2 separate regions of the Mus musculus genome follow, and region 2 is linked to region 1. The links are chromatin loops, found by intact Hi-C in ENCODE. Cell type or tissue: left cerebral cortex. All regions are shown on one strand. Links, peaks and the distances in the headings refer to the core of each region. The heading gives the core; the rest is flanking DNA.

Region 1 (7,303 bases), core at 1,050-6,049:
GAACACATCTTGTGCTGGCTAGACTATGTCAACTTGGCACAAGCTAGAGTCATCTGGAAGGTGGAAACCTCAATTGAAAAAATGTTTCCATAAGCTCCAGCTGTATGGCATTTTCTTAATTAGTGATTGAAGGGGGAGGGCCCAGCCATTGTGGGTGATTCCATCCCTGGACTGGTGGTTCTAAGTTCTATATGAAAGCAGGTTGAGCAAGCCAGGGGAAGCAAGCCAAGAAGCAACATCCTTCTATGGCCTCTGCACCAGCTCCTGCCTCCAGATCCCTGCCTTGTTTGAGTTCCTATTCTGACTTCCTTTGGTGATGAACAGCAGTATGGAAGTGTAAGCTGAATAAATCCTTTCCTCCCCAACTTGCCTTTTGGTCGTGGTCTTTCATTGCAGCAATAGTAAGCCTAACTAAGACACATCCATCCAGTGACACAGGTTTTGATTGACAGCAATACTGATTTATTAAGGTTCATCATTAGTCAAGATCATGCCTTACAAATTACTAAGAATTGTTGAGAAACAATTGAATCTATGAAACCATGTATCTATCTTTACTGTCCATTTATTTTTCCAGCATGTCTTAGGGTTTTTCATTCTATTCAAGGGATGCTAATTCACCATTATTTTGATCCTTAAACTGTCCCATACCAGGCATTGTAATTTTCTGTGACCTTTGTCCCATTCCCCCAATTCTTTGGGCATAGCTTTCTGGCAGAAATGATGTCCCTGTTCATTGAATACTTTTCTTGCCTGTATCCATGGAATCAACCATTTATCCAAGTATCTCTGACAGGGAAACAATCTCACTGACAGTCAGCATTCGGGTGTCTTCTTGCTATCAGGGTATCATTGTTTCTCTTGGTGAATAGACCTAGGAAAAATATGTGTTTATGTGTTAAATGTTAATTAATAGTAACACATATGATAATCTGAATGTCTGCATGATCAGTCTAGGTCATTGTAGATACTGAAGTTGCTGTTGCTCAAATGGGTTTGACACCACCTCCTCCTGGGCCTGCTTTTAAACTCTCTGCTTTAAGGTAGTCCAGAAGCTCATCATGGCTTCTCCCAGCTGCCGAGATGCCAGAGTTGCCCAGATCTTCTTGGGAGCATTTTCTTTGTAAGCCTTTATTCATTTACCTGCTTGTCTTCTCTTGTCTATCTGCTTGCAGGACCCTAGGGAGAGAGACCAACTCCAGATTGTCCTGCACCACTGTTACTTGACTAATTCAGTGAATGAATCTTGTCTTTGAAGCAAGCAGTTTCCTCCAGCCCATGTGGTAGCTTTACTCCCAACTGACGCAGCAGTTCCCCTAACTGAAATCCAACCCCCCAGATATGAATATTTATCAACAGATAGGAAAGTAAAAAAATGTATGTCTCAGGCATTGAATGCAATGTCAAAAGAGGAATTTGTGGAGTTTTTGGCAATCTCAAGACCATAGAATATGTAAATAATATGGGATGGAGAGATGGTTCAGTGGTTAAGAGTACTTACTGCTCTGCCAGAGGACCTGAGATTTATCCCCAGGACCATTTGTAACTTTAGCTCCAGGGGATCCATCTGTTGTAGAAATATTTATTCCTGACCTGGTGTTTCTACCCCACCCATGTCTCTTCTGTCCAGCTATTGGCTGTCTGCATCTTCACTTACCAATCAGAAATAATTTGGCGGCAAGGTCGCATTGTGTCTCTGTGTTGACTCTCTTTGGAGCAACCAGTCTTGAGGAACCAGTATTAGCATTAGAATATAAGCAGCATCAGGCCAACAACCCACTAGAACCTACACTTCTGGCCTCCTCAGTACCTGTATTCACACACACACACACACACACACACACACACACACTAACCCAAAGTGTCTGTGTAAGGAAATGATGACATTCTTTTGTTTTATATGTAAGGCATATATGTGTCAATATAAATAGAACTCATGTATATATGTGAGCTGTGCTGTGTTTCTTTAAAACTTTGGTATTCATTTCAATCAACCATTTTTTAAAAAAGACACCATAAACTAAACGCTTATAGTAAGTTCACAGCTGTCTTCAATATCCTCCCTGTGTCTTTTATTTCACTGGTGATAATTAATGTTTGGAGTTTGTTCAGACATCACAGAACACTGATTTTCGTACTGAGGAATCTCAGTACATGCCATTCCTTGCAAGAATGAAAAATTGTTGATATACTCATGGTCATTGCTCAAGTCCTCTGTAATATTCCCTTTTTATAGAGAGAAGCAGTAATCAATATTGAATGAAAGTAGAGCTATCTCAGGAGGCACAAGGGACCAAACAGTGATGTGCATCAGTGTGGTTTGCTTCCTCTGAATTCTTATATAGCTGAAATCCTTTAAAAGAGATGATGTTGACCATTTTGAAGGAGGAGAATCAAAGTGAACACATGATGTAATATGAAACCAGTAGGTGGGTTTTATGGGGCAGATGTAGAGTGGGTTAGGTGAACATAAGAGCCACACACCCTCATGACAGGCGGGCTGCCCTGTTCTTTTCTATTGCTGTTCAGCAGTGTTGGGCCTCTGGATGCATTTTCATTGGGAGCCTGTTAAATATTGGCTGTGACAAGGTGGTGTGCTGTTGGGGACTTGGATAAGAGTCCTGGGTCCAGAAATTCTGGGGCCTGCTTTTAAGGAAGTACTTAACCCCCAAGACCCTTAGTTTCTTTTCCTTAGCTTCAAAATAGGACTTTCCCCACAGATATGTTGGAAGATTTATCAAATAAAATCTGTGCATTGAATTTTCTGTTGTATTAAAAACATTATCAACATATAGGTACTTCTAAAAATCCCATTTCCTTCCCCAGTCCCTTCCCCATTGTTACCACTGCCAGAGCAGCACCCAAGGTACTTTACCAGAGTGCCACACATCATTGGAGGCTCTGACTAGAGTCCATGGTTCCATGGAAGCAAGCTGAGGGGCACTGAGAGAAAACAAGGAGGTGTTCTGAAAGGAGGAGGCATGGGGAGAGGAGGGTCTTCCCAGGTGGTTTCCATTCAGATCTGGAGGTCATGGAGATACAGGTGTTTGTTATCTCTCTAAGGCTTCCAGGGCTTAATGAAGTTTCTTATGGGGCAAGAGCCACATATGCTTGTTAAGGTTGCCTATTGACATATTGGCAGCAGGAAGCAAACTGGAATCAACAGTGCCACCACGTGGCCCGAGGCAGAAGCAAGCTGAACTAGCCTCAGCCTTCAGCTTTGTCCAAGGACCCATCTCCTTATCTCTTTCCCTCTAAAAACAAGAGCAAGTGTATTTGCCTTGGATGCATGTATAGAGAATGATCTGGAACATGAAACTTCTGGATGCAAGGTGTAGGTGCATGATAATTTCAGCATCCAAAACCTTTGAAGTCCTACCCAAGTGATTATGTCATGGGAATGGAGGACTTTGACATGTGTGTACAGGTCATTCATAGAAACAGAAGGAAGGAAGTTGTGTGCATTGGAAACTGAGAAGGTTTTCCAGGTGTATTAGCCTGGGTAAGAGTTCAGGATGATAAGTTCTGTAGACACTGCTGACTCATATTGAGAGTATGAAGGACTCTAGGGAAGAAAACCACTCGTTTACTCTAACTTCTCCTATTTCCATTATTTGTTTCTCTTACAAAACTGTTCATTACAACTCCTATAATAATATTAAAGCAATAGTGGTTGGTTGCTATTAACCATACTATAAGTAACAGGAAGTAATAAAACATTTTAGGATATGCCAGATCCCATTCCATCCTTGTATTTTTGTGCTTTTGCCACCGGGTTTATTTGCGGACTGAATCTGGGCACAAAGAGTGAATAAATGTAGAGTTTTGACTGTTGTGCTTTCCTTCCAGTAGAATGTATTCTCTTTATGTACCTACTGCCTCGCTGCCCCCCAAAGCTCGTTTTCGGAATAGCACTGAGGGATAGTGCTTACTGCTGCCTTCACTCTGCATCATTGTTGGGCTTGGCCTATCGGTCCAGCTTTTCAAATGGCTGAAGCTTTTACTTGAGCTCATTAATGATGCTGAGAGCCCATAGCCAGGACCGTTGAGACATCTGTTGAGTCTGTTTTCCCTCTCAATTTTAGATCTAACAATCTTAATGTAGAGGGAGGAGACTTTCTCCGCCACACAGGTACATGGTAGAGGGACCAGTGTTAGAGGATTTCTGAATGAGGCATAGAGTGAGAGAAAGTATGAAATCAAAACGACACAGAATTAAAATTGTAAAAGTGATAGAAGGCTAAATTAAATAGACAAACCACAAAAGACTAATATGGTTTTAAGTATATGTATATACACGCATGCATGCATGCATGCATACATACATTCACATAGTTTTACTTCTTGGTGCCAAAAGTAACTTAAAACTTACTGTGCTTTGGAGAAGTTTTGGGGATGAGTGAGAGCAGAGCCCTTTCCCCTGCCCCCCTTGCCTTTTATTTTATAAAGAAAAGTGGTATTTACCCCCTCCAGTATTGTTCAGGGGCAATATAAATGTCAACCACTGGCCTTAATATCAGATATTATAATGTAGATAATTTTAAAATCTGTGTTGGCTACTTTTTATACCTATCATGTTTATTATGAAAAATAGAGATAGTATACGACTACTTTGCTCACTTAGAATGGGTTCTATGTGCTACTAACTAAACCCAATGGCTGTGCGCTCACCACCACCGCGGAGTGCCAGAATGCTGACCATCCACTTCTTAACCACAAATGTTACACAAATGTTTAGATAATCAGCATTTATTTATTGCACACTGACTCCTTATTCCCCTGACCATGACCACCACAGTGTCTATGAATTTGACCTCTCTAGGTGCTTCACATGCATAAATAAAATGGTACTTCTCCCATTGCGATTGGCTTATTTCACTGTGTATAACGTTCTCAACATGCTGACGTGTTTTTGAGTGTTGAACTTCCTCTCTTTCTAAAGGTGCCACTCAGCCTTGCGTACACACCACATTTTGCTTCTCCATTTGTTCTGCTGTAGTCAGCTCGCCTGCTCTGACATTGTGGCTGCTGTTGATGAATGGAGTGTGACTGTGAGTGTACATCTGATTTTCTACTTTGCTTTTTGGCAGGACAGATCCAGACATGGAGTTCTGGGTTATATAGAACACCCACACATACCAATGTCCCCACATTTCCACTAACACCATTAAAAAAATACCGGCCATGAAGTAGTACGGTGCATCTTGATTTGCATCTTTCTGATGATCAGTGATTTGGACCCCCCTTTTTTTTTAGTTTATTGGTCAGTTGCTTATCCTCTTTGGAAAAATGTTTGTTCAAAGTCTTTACCCACTTATAAACTGGCATGTTTGCTATTCTGTTATTGAACTGTGGGAGCTCTTTGCATTCTGGATATTAATCTCTTATCAAATGTGTGATTTTCAAATGTTTTATGAGGGTATCAGAGTGTTGGCAGGTTGGTGATGGAGAAAGGTGATACTGTAGTTTGAAAAATCCTGTGGTTTCTGGCAGCTTCCCTGGGGGTTGTACAAGGGAAATGAGGGGGACTGCTACAGAGATAGTCCCCACTGGACCAGGGGCACAGTCTTAAGTTTTGAACAACTACATGGGCTCTGTGATAAAACAACCCTGACACTTTCCTCCTTCTTGAAAGAGGCTAGTAGTTGTCATAGTCCCACATCCCCAGGGAAACTGCCCGAGAGTGCCATCGGTTCCTCGTGGCACTCTTCCTAGGTCTTGTTCCTTTGGGTATCAATGAAGGAAAAAACCCACACTCTTAGTTTCCAGCACCTCTTGTTATGAACTGGTGACATGCCTCAGTCACTTCTGAGCCACTTTTTAAAAAAATTAGAAATTAAATGGTCATGAGAGGACCTCTAACTTTTATGAAAGTGTCGTCAGTGCCCCTTATCCACATCTATAGGTTCAACCACAACCAACCATTGGTTGAAAATATTCAGGAGAAGCAACGGCATCTGTACTAAACAGTCATAGGCTTTGGAAAAATCATCACTGTGCCTGAATGATTAAATAGGTCAACCCTGGCCGTAACACTTGTGTCGCATTAGGTTTTCTACGTGATGGTCAAGAGATGATTTACAATACGAGAGGTAATATGATAATTAAAACCTGAGGATTTCAGTGTTCACAGAGGATCTTGGGACCACTGCCTTGAGGATGAGGATGAGGGAGAGCTGTCATTGCTGTTAGGCCCCTTTGTGGGTTTGTAATCCAGATTGTCACAGCATTTCAACCAAGGATGTCCCATTCTTACTTCAGAAGACAGAAACTCCTCTTGCATCCCATTTTCCCTTGTTTTGCTTCTTTCCATGTGGTTCTGAAGTTAAATGAGTAACGGGAGCAGCGTTGTTAGAGATGGCTTAGCATGCTGTCTCTGTTAGCAGCATCCTCTGTGAGGATGACCATGTTAGCATCTAGGAATCCCATCTGCACCTGCAGTGGGGTTTCTGCCTCTGATGAGCTCTCAGCACCACTGGGACTGATGAAGAGGCTGGGAATACCCCGAATAAACAGCAAGAAAGAAACAGACATAGCTAAAAATGGAAAATATTTTTAACTAAGTGTTTATGCTAATAGTACGGATTGGGTTGGGTATTGGGATCAGAGACGGGGGTAGATCTGACCTGGTGAAGATTTTAAACAGAATTTTGAGTCAAGGAACTCCCATGGATTGGTACAAAAACAAAATCACAGCAATGGTAGGTTTTGTGGTATTAACAACTCTTCTATTTTTTCTTGTGTTTGCTAATAGGATGGCTGGATAGCCATTAGGTGGGAGACCCTGTTTTTGGGAAAGAAAGCAGAAGGCTTTTGGGTGGAGCACATGTAGGCCACCTTTGTGCTTGGAGTGCATACCTCTAGAGGAGTCATGGTGGGCTTTGGCAAAAGCTGGGCTCTGTCTTTGTGGAGGCTTTAAGACACGAAGCTCGTTGTCCATGCATGAGTAGGCACTAGTGAAATGTGCCCTGTGGTGGCTGCCTTTCTCTTTCTTCAGTGAGTCTGTAACAAGAGGAGCAATTACCTGATAGCTGAACCTGAGCTGTCTGTGGGACTGTCCTATAGCCTCCTTGAAACTACCTCCGTGCTTCCTTCCCCACAGTTCCGGGTTCCCTGTGCAGGACAGCTGGCATCTGGGTGACTTGTTTTGATGTATGACATACCCTTCAGTCATCCTATTTTCTGATCCTAGAGTGTTTCATTGGTGGCTTCTGCTAGTAGGAAGCCTCTTTGGAATAGTGGATTCATGGTGGTCTCCAATGATGCACCTACCTTGGGAACAAGTCTTTACAGATGCAAGGTA
Region 2 (7,303 bases), core at 1,380-6,379, 190 kb before region 1:
ATCATGAGCAAGAGCAGCAAATGGTCTTAACACTACATGGACAGTATTAATTGGTTTCAAACTATGGTTTTTAAAACTAAGCCATGGGCAACAGAGAGAGAGAGAAAGAGAGAGAGAGAGAGAGAAAGAAAGAGAGCACTCAGGGGTTAAGAATGTGCACTGCTCTTGTAGAGGCCCTGAGTTTGGTTCTCAACATCCTGGCTCCAGAGAGATCTGATCTTACTCCTCTAGCCTCACATACATATAGTCACACAAAGAGGTATGGATGTACTCTTTCTAGCCCAAAGCATGGTTTCCCATAACAGCTACACTCATTTATAATTTCTCCCAAAGTAAATAAATGTTATGCAGACTTACACATTCTGCATACTTTTAGGAGCATACTCTCTTTCTTTATATATCCAGCCCCTGCCAAGTTGAAACCAAGAACCCATGGATCAAGTTGGAAGTCTAAAGGGTAAGAAAAAGTTGAAAGCCTGGATCTCAGGTAGCTCATGACCTTTTGGGGTGAAATAAAATTTGTACACAGAATAATTAGGAATGTCTAGGAAAGTTCAATTAGTGGGTAAGGTTTATCTATATGAACTGTAATAATTTGGAAACCTGAGGCTCACTTCAGTATGGTTAACGGAATTTATTTCGATGGCTTACAGATTCCTTAGGAAATTAGCATTTCCCATGGAAGGCTGACAACAAACTTGGATGGGGGCTGCAGTATCGCTGGTGTCCACCAGATGATGCCACTATTCAGTGGAATTCTAGATGGTTTGACTTTGGGGAGGATGGTATAATTGTTGTAAATTTGAGATAATGCCTTGAAAAACACTTTAATTATTTCAGACAACAATTTTCTTACTGTAATTTTGCACAGAGTTCATGCCTATTAGCTATGGAGAATTGGAGAACAAAGAAAGACTCAAATTTGTCTTAAGTAAATTCTCTTCGTTGATTCATTTCCAAAGCCAAGTCTCCCTCTCCTTGTAGTGTTTGCTCTGTGCAAGTCAGACTGGAAATTAATAGAAGATGGCACAGATCTATACCTGGAGACCAAAGCTGGAAGAGAAGACCGCTACCTTAGAGGTAAACTTTTTACTCTATTAGACATTTACTCTCACTAAAATATGCAAATATATTCTCTTCAGTGAGTCTTGATAAACAACAGATTTAGCCCAGCGGAAAAAGCTAGTGTGGACAGCTTGGTGCAATTATATGCAGCATTAATGAGCTGTGGGTTCTTACCTCAAGTGTTGATATTAGTAATCTTTGATAATAAAGGAACATCTAACCTTTGAAGTAAAATGTTCTGGTGTGGCTGGGTATTTCCAACCATAAGCATTTATTATTTTGTTTGACAAATTGGCCTGCTTTGGAATATTAAACACCCACTCTTTAGAGGATAAGGAAGATGAAAGCAACTCCATTCATTGTGCTCCCAAGAATCTCAGAGCTCTTGCAAGGTTTTATCCTGAAGATCTCATCTCCGTGAAACTCAGGAGATGGCTGTCACAGGCATTCTTGTTTCTTGTTCTCATCTCAGGGAGGTAGGCCTGTTGGCTTCAGTCCAGCCCTGCCTGAGACAGCAGTTGGAGTTGTCTGTCTTACTGTGTGCCTCCACACAGCTGTGCCCTCTCAGAGGCGCCAAACTGACATTCTACTAGAAATGCCTTCAGGAGAGGCCTGTCCAGAGGGAGATGGGACAAGTCACAAACACCCTTATTTCTGTTGCTCCCAGGAAGAATTGCTTTTTTTGCATTCTCATGAGACATTCAGATCTCACAGTGACCAAAATAGACTTTTAATGCTATTACGGTTATCGTTATTATTGTTACTATTACCATATTGAGTGGCAGAGTCACCTTATTGCCCAAGCTGACCTTGAACTCCAGGGCTGATGTAATTTTCTTGCTTTAATCTCCTGAGTAGATGTGGCAAGATATTATTATTATTGTCATTGTCACTATTGTTTCAGTGTTAAGGACTGAACTCAGGCACATTACATGCTAGCCAAGTGTCCTACCACTGAACTATGTTTAAGATCTAAAATTGATCAGATATGGTAACTAAAATCCACCGAGTAGTTATAGTCTACACACCATGTAAACTATCATAAACTTGGATATAGCGTCTTAAGTCTTAATTTTTCTGAGCACATTACAAGTTGTACACTACCTCCAGATCTGTCCCATACTTTTGTTGACATCATCCTGATTTTGTAGTTATCATTCTCTTCTGAGTGGTCACAAGCTGTGAGAGGGGTGCATTTTAAATACTAAAGCTGAATTGTGGTTGGCACTAGGCCATCCTCTGCTACATACGCAGCTAGAGCCATGAGTCCCACCATGTGTTTTCTTTGATTGGGCCATTTTCATTCAAATGACCACAGATCCCAACTCACGTGCTTACAGCTTTGACCTGATACTCTTATCTTCCAAAAGTCAGGTTCTGAGTGTTTCAGAAGTAGGAAATGTTTGCGTACATGTAGGGAAATAGCTTGAGACTGATACTTGACATTAAGCCTAAGACTCATGTTTCATATATACTTTATGCACATAATCCAGATGCAAATTAATACAGTATTTTTAAATAAGTTTGAGCTTGAAACAAGGTTTGTGTTGAATGAAGACTTGTCATATCTCACGGGCATTGAACCTGTTTCACATTGTGGAGCACTGTGGGTTTTTGCATGAGTGGTGCTCAGCTTTGGATAAAGCCTAGAACTCAGTGTTCCTCTCTGTTTGGCGCTGTTATGGCCACCCTTGGGCTTGTTACTGTGACTTTGAGCACCCCAGACACAGAACTCCATCTGTGCACACAGTAGATAGAGTAGAGCAAAGTAGAAGACTCACGTGCTTCCTTCAGGACCCCGAGGACTGACTTCTCCTTTTCAGAGAACCTTTCTGGCCCCCTGACTCTGACTAGCCTATCCTGTGTTAGTTATTACATATATAGAAACTCCCAACTGGGTAATTATCTACAACTGTGCTGTTTGGAGTGTCTACACGGTGCATTTAAAGAGTGCCTTGTAATCATGGGTGTCCTGGAAAACCAGTGCTCCCGCCAGCCAATTATCACAGAATCACGGGTCTGGAAGGGATGACAGATGTTATTAAATCCAGCTCTGTCCCCAACCCAAGCCTCAGGGTAGAACCCTAAATTTATCCAGTGTGCTCTGACACAGTCTAATTTTATCTGGAAAATGAAGCATTTCTTGGAGGGAGGGTTTGGGAGTATGACCTTGAATCTGATCACTTCCTGAGAGTAAACCCTCCCACTGCCCGACTGCCCATTCTTTGAGTGAGTCAAAGCCCCAGTTTGTCTCTTTCCTTTGTTTCACCCAGAGTTTCCAGCCTTGGCACCGAAGGATGGGGGTAGGGACTTTTGTAGATGGAACACACTTCCCAGGCCCTGTGGACAGCAGGCCTCGGGCCAACTGAGTCTGGAGCTAGCAGAGGTTCATGCAGCCTGGGTCCTCAGCCGAGGGGCAGAGAACGTCTTCGTCTTTTTCTAAACCAACTGACCTGGGGCAAGCTTCTCGTGTCGCCCTCAGGACGCCAAGTTAGCGAGAGCCTCGGAAGCCGTTCCCCTTGCACGGGCTTCCGACATCAGCTCAGCGCATTCAAAGCAACATCCACCCTCTTCCAGCATTCTCCCCAGGCTGAGGGCCTTCATTCTTGGGGTTCATTTGATCCGTTTCCATAGCAACATCCACTTGTTGCATTCTGAATCTCCCATCGAGGTCCTTGCAATTTGCCAGCTAAGCCACCGATCACAGGCGTGTGCACCAGGTTAATAAGACAAAGTCTGTTTTACTTAGGCCTTCCTCCCTTTGTCCCCTTTCCATTGAGGGCAGCCTTACAAAAGACAGGGCATTTTGGCTTTCAAAATCCTGAGACCTCTGCTCATTATCCTAGACGATACTTGGACTGACTCAGTGTGCACTCCATTTCCATGCTGTCTCTGGGCAGCTGCTCTTCTGAGCAAACCATGGCAACAGCCGGGAGTGAGAGACAGGGCCAGGAAGATGGGTTGCCTTGGGCATGTGGGTGTGTGTCAAAGGTGATACACCCCTTTATTTCAAAGGTAAGACACCCAGGGTGGAAACAATTCCATCATGGTCCTCAGCATCCTTTTTTGAAGGCTAGAATTGAAGTTGGAGTCCAAAGAAAGTCGCTTTGTTTTCAGAGAATTTGGATGTTTCATGTCGGTGACATTAATCAGAGAAGCCCGGAGCTCTGTGGATTCCTGCCGCTTTGACATCTCAGATGTGTACAGACCAGAGTTAGCCACTACTTCCCCAGGGTGTGTTTAGTCTAATAGGTATAAACCAGGACCTGCAAGATGATTAGTGATGAGAGAGAAAAAAACTCTCCCCATAAGCAGAATCGCAGAGAGGAATCCGATAAGGGGATCAGCAGATCAAAGCGATCATTGCAATTGACTATCCCTCTGTACCAACTTGAATGGCATGCTTCCTGCCCACAGCAGCCTCCCCCGCTGCCCTGAGATTTGAAGCGTACGATATCTGTTGATGTTTTGCACATGTTGCTTGTTTGTTGTTTGTTGCTTGCTGCTCCTGGAAGCATGATGGAAAACAAAGAAAAGTGCTCTGGGCTAATGGAGGTACTGCCTTGTGTGTGGCCGAGACTTTAGTGAGGGCACACGGAAGGGCAGCGTTCTTCTCTTTCAGAGACGCCAGGTACGAAGCAGGAACTGACTGGAGGTGCAGAGGCAGAAGGCTTAACTTTCAGAAGAATGCCTGAATGTTCTGCTTGTCTGGTTACATTATGGATTTTAACAGAATCCTTGAAAAGGGAAAACAGAGGAACATAACGATCCAGTGCCTACGGCTTCTTGGCTGCAGATACGCCAAATATGCTAACAAATGAACACAGACATCAAGGGCAGTCTGTGACACAGCATCGCTCTGCAGACCTATTTCAAAGGCAGGCAAAATTAAAAAGGGGGAAATTGTCTAAATTAAAAGTAAATGCTTTTGGCTGCAAACAAGCCAGTCAAACACTTAATAATGCAGTGAAGGAGCCCAGGAGATTGACTGGACTCAGTAGGTCCTGTCGGTGAGGCTGGCACACTACAGACCCTGGGAACCCTCCAGAACCTTCCGGGCCTTTGGGAAGTGGCTCTGAAGCTGATCAGGGTTGGATGGCTGACTCCTAGCTGGCACTGTCCTGTCTAGGCTTGGGAGGCTGCAGAAGTCTGGACTGGATTCTTGGATGACGTTATTCAGTATTAGCATTCCCTGTGGGCCTTGGTCTCCGAGGGCTGCTTCTGTTTCAATGCAACTTAAACAAGTCAGCTAAGCAATCAGGGAGCAAAACTGACTTCCTTCCTAGGAAACCCCAGAAGTAAGGCTAGGCAGGGCTGGCTGGACCTCGTGAGGTTATGAAAGCTGGGCGTGCTTTCTCTCTCCCTCCTTGGCCTTCCGTGGTCTGTCATTTATTGTAAGATTAGCTCTGCTCTTGGTTTTAAGGGGTATGACTATTGCCTTTAGGGTGGCATACATTCCTAGCCATGCTCAAAGACAATGAGCAAAGGCATGTCCCTCCCCAAACACCAAACCAAAGTTATAAATCTCTAACTCCAGTGTAGGCTCCTGCTCCCACCCTTGAGACGTACTCTTAAAATCAATGTGGCAAAGGAAAAAAAAAACAAAGCAAAATAAAACAAAAACCAACCAACCAACCAACCAACCAACCAACCAACCAACCAACATTGGTTAGCCATCAAGTACTTCCTGCCTTAGACTTTTCATTGCCATCACAAAATAACTGAACAAAAAGAATGCAAGAGACCAAAGCATTATTTGGGACCACAGTTTCAGAGGATCAGTTCATCATGGCAGCTGGAAGTGAGGGAGGGAGGGAGAGACAGATTATATCCCCTGTTTTTTCCCTTTCCTGTTTTATCGGAGGGGCCCTAGCATGATGGGATGCGGCTGCTCACAATCACTCTGTTTTCCCTCCTAATCTAATGTTCTTTGGACATGCCCTCCCAAGCTCACCCAGCGATGTTCCACCATAGCAAACAGTGAGACAGCACAGCTTATACTTCGAATACAAGGCTCAGGAGGCCCTTGTACTCAATCCAGCTGTGCTTTGGCTTAGCTTTCACAACACAACTCTGGTTGTCTTCGCTTACCCATTTCTATCTCCTTCTCTCAGATTTGGCATCTCTACCCAACTCTTTTGGGCTTTTCTCTATTCCCAACAGAGACAGCTGATTCTCATATCTGGCCTTTGGACATAACGTTCCTGCTCTAATTCCCATTTGTGCCTCTCATGAGTTACACCAGTGTCCATGAGTACCAATCTCTTGGACTTGCAGTGTGGCCTAAAATGGCCTGGCCTGGAGTTCTAGGGGGAGTCACCATCACTGTCACGTTGGTGGTTGGAAGTAGGGCAACAGACTTTGGTAGATTGTCCTATGATGAGTGTCTGGATAGAGACCTCCACTATGGCACTGTGCTGTTATACCACAGCATACTGTGTGAGCTAAGGAGATTGTACACCATCAGAATGCTGACCTCTAGCCGGCCACAGAGTGAGTCATTGCTTGTTCAGAATAAGTAGCCCTGCCACGTTGTTTAAGTTGCAGACTCCGAAGAAGTAAGGTCCAGCCATGGGACTGGGCAGTCAGGAATATGTGTGTGGAGTCCTTCATGGGGTTCCTGTTGTATGTAGCTACAGGGGATCCCAGATCCCCTGCTTCACATGTGTTGGAAAACTTTGTCTATTTGGTCTGCACATCCTAGAAGTTATGTCTAAACCAGCCCTGGCTAACAGAACATACAGGCTCTATGGATGAAAGATTCCATTATTCTTTTGAAAATTTATACACAAGAAAGTCCAGTTGGCTTAGAAACCTGTCCATATTATCAGAAGACACATAAATATTACATTTATCAATAATGGCAATGGATATTTAATGGAGTCTTTAAATATTTCACTGCTATGCATTCTAGATAGACATAAAATGATTTCAAAGAGCTGAGCAAAAAATCCTTACTGCATGATTGTAAAGATCTGAGTTTTATTCCTAGCAACCATGCAAAAGCTGTCTGTGGCAGTGTGCATCTTTGATTCCATTGATGGGGAAGAAGAGACAGGTGGATCCCTGGGGATTGCTGGTTGGCCACCCCAGCTATATCGGTGAGCTCTGGGTTTAGTGAGAAACTTTGTGTGTAACGTGGAAAGTAACTGAGGAAAATATCCAGTGTTGACCTCTGACCTCCACATATACACATAATGTGTCTTAGTTAGGGTTTTACAGATGTGAACAGATACCA

The links. Peaks named below come from ENCODE experiments on the same cell type or tissue, not always from the same donor. Only the 100,000 strongest peaks of a DNase experiment are listed, where the experiment ranks them.
Region 2: it touches region 1 in a loop (7-fold over the local background); 30 of 42 quality-filtered maps call a loop at or near these places.

What each region holds. Positions count from the first base shown.
Region 1 is chr2:17,640,679-17,647,981 of GRCm38, reverse strand. It overlaps a transcript of Nebl not described here. Among named protein-coding and RNA genes, the nearest start is that of Mir6419, 81 kb to the right of the region's middle. In left cerebral cortex, for the core only: CTCF peaks have their summits at 3,188 (motif pointing left) and 3,897; DNase peaks (open chromatin) are centred at 3,169 and 3,876.
Region 2 is chr2:17,835,592-17,842,894 of GRCm38, reverse strand. No RefSeq gene overlaps it. Among named protein-coding and RNA genes, the nearest start is that of H2al2a, 160 kb to the left of the region's middle. In left cerebral cortex, for the core only: no CTCF peak of the experiment used is centred there; DNase peaks (open chromatin) are centred at 1,593, 3,380 and 3,663.